3 separate regions of the Homo sapiens genome follow, and regions 2 and 3 are each linked to region 1. A link is a contact called in ENCODE Hi-C or POLR2A ChIA-PET data. All regions are on one chromosome and are shown on one strand. The core of a region is the stretch at or near the end of the contact, and the rest is flanking DNA. Distances in the headings are between cores, read along the strand shown.

Region 1 (3,091 bases), core at 411-2,910:
TCTACAAGGATTCTATTACCTTGATACAAAATTGAGAAAGTATAGAAAAGGAAAACTATAGGTTAATGACATCTTTAAATGGAACTGTAAAGATAATGAAAATATTAGCAAACTGAACCTACAAATTTTTTAAAAAAACCAAACCAGGACCAGAATGGGTTTATTCCAAGAACAGAAGTAATGCTCAAAACTAGGAGGTTTTGAAATAATGCATACTAATTTATCAATGTTAGCTATTATATAATTCATTAAATCCCAAATTTATTTTTGTTAATATAATTCATTAAAATAGAAACTGTTAATATAATTCCTTTCGAAGACTAGAGGAGAAAAGCAGATAATCTCCAAAGATGCCAAAAAAGCCGTTGATAATATTCAATTCTCACTTTAATAAAAATTCTAGAAACAAAGATATAAAAGTCCATGTTATATCTCCTTCAGTCTACTTGTCGGGTTCATCATCCATTATTACCCCACATGAAAGCTAACTTCTTTTTCCTTGCTCCTCCATTTGCTAGCTGTGTAGCCTTTGACAAGTTACTTAACCACTCTGTGCTGATTTCCTATGTGTAGTAAAATAAGAGTACCTACCTTATGTTGTAATGATCAAGTCCTCAATACATTATTCTTAATCACTTTTTAATTGCAAGAATTTGGTCATTAAACATCCCTTTGACTGGATTGCGAGCACCTTGACAGCAGGGACTAACAGTGGAACTTTCTGGAGACTTAAGGAATGTCTGTTGAATCCTGATGCAAGCTTTCTCACCTTCCTGTGTTCTCTCATTGCTTCCTCATCCTGTCCAGCCGTCCGTCCACCCGTCGCAAGCCTAACCCCAGTCAATAACCACTGTTTACAACACTTTCTTTGTACCCTTCTTATAGTGCTTATTACATTGTTTTGAATACTAAATGAATATATAGTGCGTCGTTGTGTTTAACATTTAGGACATAACCACTCATAATGTTACAGTTAAAAAAATAGTTTTGTGCATTCCTCTAGGGCCGAACTGTGCCGTACTTCTGGTTTCACTGTACAGTGTCTACAAAGCACAGTGTCAAAGACAGAGCTCGGGATGAGAACTGGGCTAAGGCGCGCCCCGAACTCCCCAAACCCTATTATTCAGGGCCCGGAGAGGTGCGGGCTCCGAAGGTGTGGAGAGCGAAACACGCAGAGCAGTGATTCCACTCATCAGTCACACAGTAAGACGGGACAGCCCCATCTCGCAGTTTTTCATTATTCAACACAGAGCCCAACGCGCACGCAACAGATCCGCGCGCAGGGCTGTTTGGAGGCGCTTGGGGCGCACAATCTGGGGCAGGCGGAACCTTAGTCCTCAGCCTCGCGTTTCCCGCGACTCCGCTCTCACCGCTACACTACCACACAAACGGCCTCCTTCCCCCACCCCCGGGGGCCCATCCCGGTGGCGGGCTCCGGAGCTCGGGACTGCTAATTTCAGCGAAACGATTAAAAGACGCCCCTACAGCTGACGGCACTTTCTCTCCTCCGGCAGGGAAGGACGTCCAGCGTAGCGTCGCCCGCGCTTCCCCGCCGGCGCAGAGCAGGCCTCACAGAATCGCACGCCGCTGGCACGCACGCCGCCCCGCCCCCACGGCCCAGCGCCAGCCGCGCCCCGCGCTCGCACGCATCCCGGCCTCACTGCCCCTCGACTCCTGTTCCGTTGGAGGGGCCTGAGGCGAGCCTGAGCGCGCTGTTGGCCGGAGGGAAGCCGGAGGAGACCGGGTCGACTGGGCAGAGCGGCAGAGGGTCGAGGAGCCTGCTCTGCACGCCCAGGGAGTAGAAGTGGGCAGGGAGCAGGGTCACGTGAGGGAGCGCGCCGCGACTGAGCTTGGGTCCGACTGGAGCTCAGGCTCGCGACCCAGACTGGTGGGCCAGGCCTCCAAGCCGGCCTTACACCCAATCCAAGGAGGACAGACCGGACACAGAGGGACGGAGCGAGCAAGGAGACATGGCTTCATCATTCCTGCCCGCGGGGGCCATCACCGGCGACAGCGGTGGAGAGCTGAGCTCAGGGGACGACTCCGGGGAGGTGGAGTTCCCCCATAGCCCTGAGATCGAGGAGACCAGTTGCCTGGCCGAGCTGTTTGAGAAGGCTGCCGCGCACCTGCAAGGCCTGATTCAGGTGGCCAGCAGGGAGCAGCTCTTGTACCTGTATGCCAGGTACAAACAGGTAAAGTAGCAGGGAGAGGGTGGATGGGGGAGAAAGACACGGAGCCTTCTTCCTCAACAACTGATAGCAAGCATGTATGGTTAATAGCTAGGTGTAATGAAGCTTGTGTATGTGTATTTTGTTTTGTTTTTTTTTTTTTGACCATCTGCTGGGGATGAGCATCATCCTGAACGTGGAAAAGATGTTTGCTTTCTTAGGAGTGATGTTTATTTAGCTGGACACTGGACATTGTTTTTGTGTTTTTTTCTCTGACTTATTCAGTGATCTTGCATTTTACCAGCCCAAGAACCTTTACAAAATGAGGATAAAATAAGATATATCATTCATTTACTCTTTCCCAGAGGGCCACATGGAAGTAAATACGGTAAAGTTAATAAAACTATATAGAGATCCAAAAAGATAATAGGATTGTAATAATGTGATGCAGGGCTGGGCGTGGTTGCTCACGGCTGTAATCCCAGCACTTTGGGAGGCCGAGGCGGGAGGATCACCTGAGGTCGGGAGTTGGAGACCAGCCTGACCAACATGGAGAAACCCCGTCTCTACTAAGTTAGCCGAGCGTGGTGGCGCATGCCTGTAATCCCAGCTACTCGGGAGGCTGAGGAGGCGGAGGTTGCGGTGAGCGAAGATTGTGCGCCATTGCACTCCAGCCTGGGCAACAAGAGCGAAGAAACTCCACCTCAAATAATAATAATAATAATAATGTGATGCAATGCAAAATGCAGTATTACAACTTTTATTGTGATTTTTATAAAATCCTAAATATCTTTGATTTATGTTTTCGTTGAGTATGTCTTCCTTTCTGTTTGATACAATCTAAAAATTTTAGAGCTATGAACACCAGAGGAAATAATGCCCTTCTTTTACAGTAAAGGAAACTGAAGGCCATAGAGAGTAGG
Region 2 (3,091 bases), core at 263-2,762, 2.3 Mb before region 1:
CTTTTAAAGCTCACTTTATCCATTCCAGCAGGTATAGCTTAAAAACAAAAACAAACAAAAACCAAAAAACCTCTCATTTTAAAAACCAGGGGATTTCCTGATACCCCAGCCGAAAATAATTTCTTAAACCTCAGAATTCCCCCAAACAGTGGCTTTTCATTAAAAACCTTACATCAGAGTTATTAAGCAGGGTGGTTTTGGCTCCTCTCCTAGACTGTCTGCCATCTGGGGGCAATGGCAGCTTGGAAAATTTCTTTGCACAGATAACTACACTACGTAAAAGTTTGCTGCCTTTGCAAACTTTGAAACGCCTACAGGAAGAAATGGGATAAAAACGACTTTGGCCGGGCGCGGTGGCTCAAGCCTGTAATCCCAGCACTTTGGGAGGCCGAGGTGGGCGGATCACCTGAGGTCAGGAGTTCGAGACCAGCCTGGCCAACATGGCCAAACCCCGTCTCTACTAAAAATACAAAATTAGCCGGGCGTGGTGGCGGGAGCCTGTAGTCCCAGCTACTCGGGAGGCTGAGGCAGGAGAATGGCGTGAACCTGGGAGGTGGAGCTTGCAGTGAGCCGAGATAGCGCCACTGCAGTCCGGCCTGGGCGACAAGAGCGAGACTCCGTCTCAAAAACAACAACAACAACAACAACAACAACAACAACAACAACAACAAAAGACTTTAACAGAGAATGATCAGTATTTTTAAGATTCAAGTTTTTAATAAACTTGGGAATGTTATGCTTTGAAGCATAACAGATAATTATCATTATTTTTAAGATTCAAGTTTTAGATAAACTTGGGAATGTTATGCTTTGAAGTTTTCAGAGCTCGTAGCTAAAGCGAATAGCTCAAATGTTCTCCAGCCTAAGGCTTAATGTGAATTTAGATTATTACTGAAACATTGGGAGGGGGTATTACTCTTGAAATCTTATACCTCCATCCACAGATAAGAACACTCAGTGCAAAGAATTAAAGCTGCCTAAGTCAAATTCTTTTTTAAATGGCAAAGTTGTTTTTTTAAGAGACAGAAAGTGAGGGCAGAATGTACCTCTGGGCAGAGAATATCTTGAGGGACAGGTACTCGGAGAAGAGGAGATACAAATAGGGATTTTTAAAAAAGCAGAAAACCACCAATTTCTCCTCAAGTGAAGGGGGGATGTATCAGGTTTAACTTTAAGCTCTCTTCTGCTCAATTGCTAACTCTATTTTGAGGAAAGGACCTTTGGAGACCCGGCAGATATGCTGTCTGCAAACAATCCGGGGGAGTAAGTTCTTCTGCCCCCGTCTGTCCCTACACTTTTCGCATTCACACCTTCCCCAGATCCGTTTCCCAGCGTATCTGCCTTCCCTCTTTCCTCCGGGTCCGTCAACGTCTCACCCACCCGCGAGTCAGGCCCCAGCGCCCCTCCGCCCGAACGCCCAGGTCGTCGGGCCGTCTGCGTCCGTCTGTCCTAGCCCGTGCCGTCGCGGGCCGCGCTCACCCAGGCCTCCGCTCTTGTCCGTGCAGCCGCTCCGCCCGGCAGCCGCCGCCGCGCTTTATATCCGCGGCCGCCCGGCTCGGGCCCACGTGCCGCCACGCCAGGGAGCCTGGGGGTTGTAGTTCTGCGCCGCCGCCCGCGAGGCGCGCCCGGAACCGCTGGCCCGGAAACCCCGAAACGTTTTGCACACTGGAGTCTGCTCTTCCCCGGGTGTCACCTGAACAACATGGGCTGAAGTGACTCCGGCGCAGCGCCCCGGCTCCCCGAGGATCGGAAGCATCCGAACTGGCGGCCGGGTGCCCGAGAGCACGCGGCTCACCCGCGCCACGCCGAGTGCAAACCTCCCCCTGCCTCGTCTGCACGCCAGTCCTTCCCGCGTGCGGGCACCTCCTGGGCTCCGCTGCGTCTTAATTTTCCTTCTCTTGCGCAGGGCTCTGCAATCCCCACTATCTCGTGGTTCTGCGTTGTGAGGTTTGGGCTGCTGTTTCCGAGGCGTACGGAGAATCCCAACTGCCCATCGGCGTTCAGGTCTCTTCGGGTTGACGCCGCTGCACCAGCCCTGCAGACTCTCGTGTTAAAGAGAGATGAGCGAATTTTAAAGTGAATTATCTACTCATACGGGAGCTTTCCTGGCTTCTTTTGGAGAACATTTGAAAGAGTTTTGAAAGGGAAAATTATTTTTAACCCAACCGCCTCTACTTTCAGGAGTATCAGGAGTCTTATTCTAGGATCATGTACTGTGTGAATAAATCAGGAACAGAGCCAGAGACAAGTCCTCAGTTTTCTCTTGCTGATGTGATTCCACCTCAATTTTCCATAAAAGGCGATGGCTGATGCTTATTATTACATTTAGAGAAACTAAATTGTTCAAAGGGCTTTCTAGTTTGCAAAGTGCTTTTAAATGTATTCTAATAGTTCTTTCGTTGCACAGAGCACCAGAGATAATAGCTAATAAGTACTGTGTTCAGTGCTTACTCAGCCTGCACCGTTCTAGCTGTTTTAACATTTAATTCATAAAATAATCCCATTGGTGGGTCCTGTTTTATAAATGTATATATTACAGATGAGCAAGGATCATTCCATTTTACAGATCAGAAACAGGTTTAAAGAGTTGAAGTAATTTGCCAAAAGCCATAGAGCTGGTTAAGCTGTGGTTTGATTTCAAGTAGTCCAGAAGCTTGTGCTTTTAACACTATGTTATCCTACAGGAAAAAAAAATACAAAAAGAAAAGAAAAAGAAAAACCCTTAGTTACATGAAGCAAGTTCTCCTAAGGCTGCAGCATGGTTTTTGTTTTGGTTTGGTTTTTGTAATATTAACAAGAATATTATATCCTAATGGTACAATGAAAGTTTTTTTTTTTTTTGGAAAGTCACAGTTTAATAAGTGCAAAATTAAGTATGTCAGTACCCAAAAGGTATAGGTCATTAGGCTTAACATTGTCAACCAACAAACCAATATTCTAAATGCATGAACTAACTACTTTTTGTATAAATATGGTAGTGCAAAGTAATTCCTTATAATAATTTGTTAGTGTCTACCAAGAAGCAGATGCTAAGATGGGATTAGATGTGCAAGAAACTTACTGGGGGAGGGATTTGGAGCAGACAGGAGCA
Region 3 (3,091 bases), core at 297-2,796, 2.1 Mb before region 1:
ATGCCAGATATGCAGAATAGTCACTGGTAACATAGTCAGTGCTCAATAAGTTTTTTTTTTTTTTTTGAGACGGAGTCTTGCTCTGTCATCCAGGCTGGAGTGTAGTGGTACTATGTTGGCTCACTTCAACCTCCACCTCCCGGGTTCGAGCAATTCTCCTGCCTCAGCCTCCCGAGTAGCTGGGATTACAGGTGCACAACACCACACCTGGCTACTTTTTGTATTTTTAGTAGAGACGCGGTTTCACCATGTTGGCCAGGCTGGTCTTGAACTCCTGAACTCAGGTGATCTGCCTGCCTTGGCCTCCCAAAGTGCTGGGATTACAGGTGTGAGCCACCACGCCTGTCCAACAAGTATTAATTAAATGAATAATGGGTTAAGGATTTTTGAACTTTGTCCTGAAAATGATGGTGGGTCAATGATGCAGGGTGGAACAATGGATGAAGGGCTAGGAAGCAAGTCATCAATTTCTTGCTATAAATGATGACAAGGACTCGAATGGTCATCCCTTTGTAGATGAAAGCAAGAGACTTGGTGTTGGGATGAGGATGAGGGGTGGCCTCCGGGTGATGGTGCCATCTGTGGAGATGGAATAAGTGGGAGGAGGGGCAGATTTAGGAAAAGATGAGTATTTCCATTTGACACATATTCAAGATTTGTAGGTCTAAAGCTCAGCAGAGAGGCTGGGGTTAGAGAGCGAGGCCTGGGAATCCCTGGTGTATAAGGGGTGGTAGAGGCCCCGGGTCTGGATGGTGTGACACAGGTGGTCGTCAAGTGACCATGCACTACTTGTTGTTCACAAGTCCCAGGGCTTTGTCTCCCCAGCAAGACTGGGTATTCTTTGGGGATGGAAATACTTTCCACTACAGCACTAAGTACACAGTACACAGCTCATTGCTAGGAAGATAGTCAAGAACAGAACTTGTAGAGCAGAAAGGAACCTTCAAAACCAAGTTATAGGAGAGAACTGAGGCCCTACATGGTTAAATCACATGCCTGAGGTCACTCAGCTAAGCAGCCACAGAGCTGGCTGTAGGATCAGGTCTCCAGACTGCCAGTCCGGTACCCTTCTGAGAAGGCCGCACTGCCTCAGAGCTGTGAGTTGAGTGAGCTGAGAAAGGTGACAGGGCTTGGGCTTTGGGCTTACTTAGCTTCTATGAGCCTGCGTTTCATAATCAACAAGATTGTCAGGGGTTAACTGGGACCATGCTGCATGTAAAGCATTGTGTCTGGAACACAATAGGTGCTCAATATGTGTTTACTTTCCATTCCTTTCTTCCAAGAAGACCAGAATTTGCAATGACAAAGAAAGGATGCAAGAGTGATGGATGCAGTTGGCTGCTGCCACCTGAAAGGCTGCAAGACTGAGAGGTGAGTGACATGACCCCGGGCATCACATTCCTCATCAGCAGACAGAAAGTGGCTATTGCTTTCCTCCAGAAGGTGTGCAAGTAGAAGCTTTGCTCCTGGTGCCAGAGTGAGCCTGTGGCTGCTTTCCCTCCCACACTCCTCACTCCTTTCTTGGCTCCGCCCTGCTGACTCAGTGACGCAGCAGGAGGAAACTGCTCGGGCTGCAAGCAGTCTTCCAGGCTTTGCGGCTGCCAAAGGAATAATTGAGACGTCTGAGTTGAGCAGGTAAGGCAGGCAGAAGGAGGAAAGCTAGAAAACCTCGATAAGTCGATCCTGAAGAATTCTTGGGCTTTGGAGACTGGAGAGGCCAGGGGCTGGAGGACTTGGGAAGTGGGAGGGGAGCTCCCAGCCCTTGGCTGCCCGGAAGGATCTTCCTCCAGTGCCCTTCCAGAGTTCTGTCAGAGTCCACACGTCATTTATCCATGTCCTCAGTTTCTCAGGCATCTCTTTGCGACTTACTCAGGTCGCACAGAGAAAGTGAAATTGAAAGCAGGATTGTCTGTTGGAGTACTTCCGCAGGCTCGTCTCTTCTCTACTCTGATGCGTCACTCAGGGCTTCCTTGATATTTCCTCTCCTTCCCGGCTCCTTTGTTTATACCAGCCCACCTCACATCTGATTGTAATGGGGACGGTCTACACAAACACTTTGGTTCAAAGATTTCATTGCCTGGTGATCGTGTATGTGTTGCACAATTAATTAAACTTCTAAGAGGCTAATCAATTAACCTCTGAGGCTTTGAAACTGTCAGAGTGGTGAGATTGCTGAAAAAGGGTTGCTTCGTGAATTCTATAGCAGATGCAGTTATTTAAATATTCAGGTAACAGTTTCGGGCTGTCTGATGATTGAACTGGATCTGTAATTCTCAGATCTGATTGACAGTTGGACGAAATTGATAGCTGCCAGTTGCCTATTCGTGTAGTAGCTATATGCACATGTGTAGGGAGAATAGAATTCACTAAGCAATTTATTTTTTCATAACGGGATATAATTAGCTCTAACATTCATTGAGTGGCTAATATTTGCAACACTCCATACTTTAATGTACTTTACACACATGACTGTATTTATTTTTGTCTCCATTTCAGGAAATAGAAAATTGAGATTCAACAATCCAAGGTTACAGGAAGTAATAGTAAAAAATTACACAGCCACAAGCTCAAACTTAGATCTCCCTAAGGTCAGAGTACAAGCTCTTTTCACTACTGCAGATACTCCTTGACTTATGATGGGGTTACATACAGATAAACCCATCCTAAATTGAAAATATTGTAGGTCAAAAGCACATTTAATACACCTAATCTACTGAACGTCATAGCTTATCCTAGCTTACCTTAAATGTGCTCAGAACACTTACATTAGGCTACAGTTGGGCAAAATCATCTAGCTCAAAGCTTATTTTATAATAAAGTGTTAAATGTCTCATGTATTTATCGAATGCTATGCTGAAATAAAAAACAGAATGGTTGTATGTGTACTTGAAGTGTGGTTTCTACTGAATGTTTATTGCTTTTCCACCACTGCAAAGTCAAAAAATCATAAATCAAAGTCAAAAAACATAAGTCAGATATTGTCTGTACTTTAAATAGGGGCACAGGGTTGTACAAAGAGGACATGCACAGAGTCAGCAAACACAGTGATCAACCTTCCTGGTGACATAAGAAATGCAAAGGGAAAAAAAGC

The links. Hi-C counts contacts between places; a loop is a spot of excess contacts on that map. ChIA-PET counts read pairs that join two places held with the same protein, here RNA polymerase II (POLR2A). Pooled maps may share reads with other maps.
Region 2: a loop to region 1 is called in a map of CD8-positive, alpha-beta T cell, with 18 times the contacts of the local background. The contact joins the promoter of NPL here to the promoter of ACBD6 in region 1. A Hi-C loop is called at or near these places in 1 of 168 maps with a recorded cell type or tissue (CD8-positive, alpha-beta T cell) and 9 of 50 pooled maps. POLR2A ChIA-PET finds 5 or more read pairs at or near these places in 1 of 52 experiments (activated CD4-positive, alpha-beta T cell).
Region 3: a loop to region 1 is called in a pooled map, with 31 times the contacts of the local background. The contact joins the promoter of RNASEL here to the promoter of ACBD6 in region 1. A Hi-C loop is called at or near these places in 7 of 50 pooled maps.

The regions. Positions count from the first base shown.
Region 1 is chr1:180,501,146-180,504,236 of GRCh38, reverse strand. It overlaps ACBD6 (acyl-CoA binding domain containing 6), which reads left to right and starts at 1,660. Exons shown (of 8, transcript NM_032360.4): 1 at 1,660-2,192. The coding sequence starts at 1,971. RefSeq lists a silencer at 1,593-1,692 and enhancers at 1,903-2,092, 1,614-2,114, 2,222-2,737, 2,738-3,091.
Region 2 is chr1:182,788,194-182,791,284 of GRCh38, reverse strand. It overlaps NPL (N-acetylneuraminate pyruvate lyase), which reads right to left and starts at 1,512. Exons shown (of 13, transcript NM_030769.3): 1 at 1,480-1,512. RefSeq lists an enhancer at 1,359-1,859.
Region 3 is chr1:182,587,711-182,590,801 of GRCh38, reverse strand. It overlaps RNASEL (ribonuclease L), which reads left to right and starts at 1,546. Exons shown (of 7, transcript NM_021133.4): 1 at 1,546-1,635. RefSeq lists an enhancer at 1,671-1,830.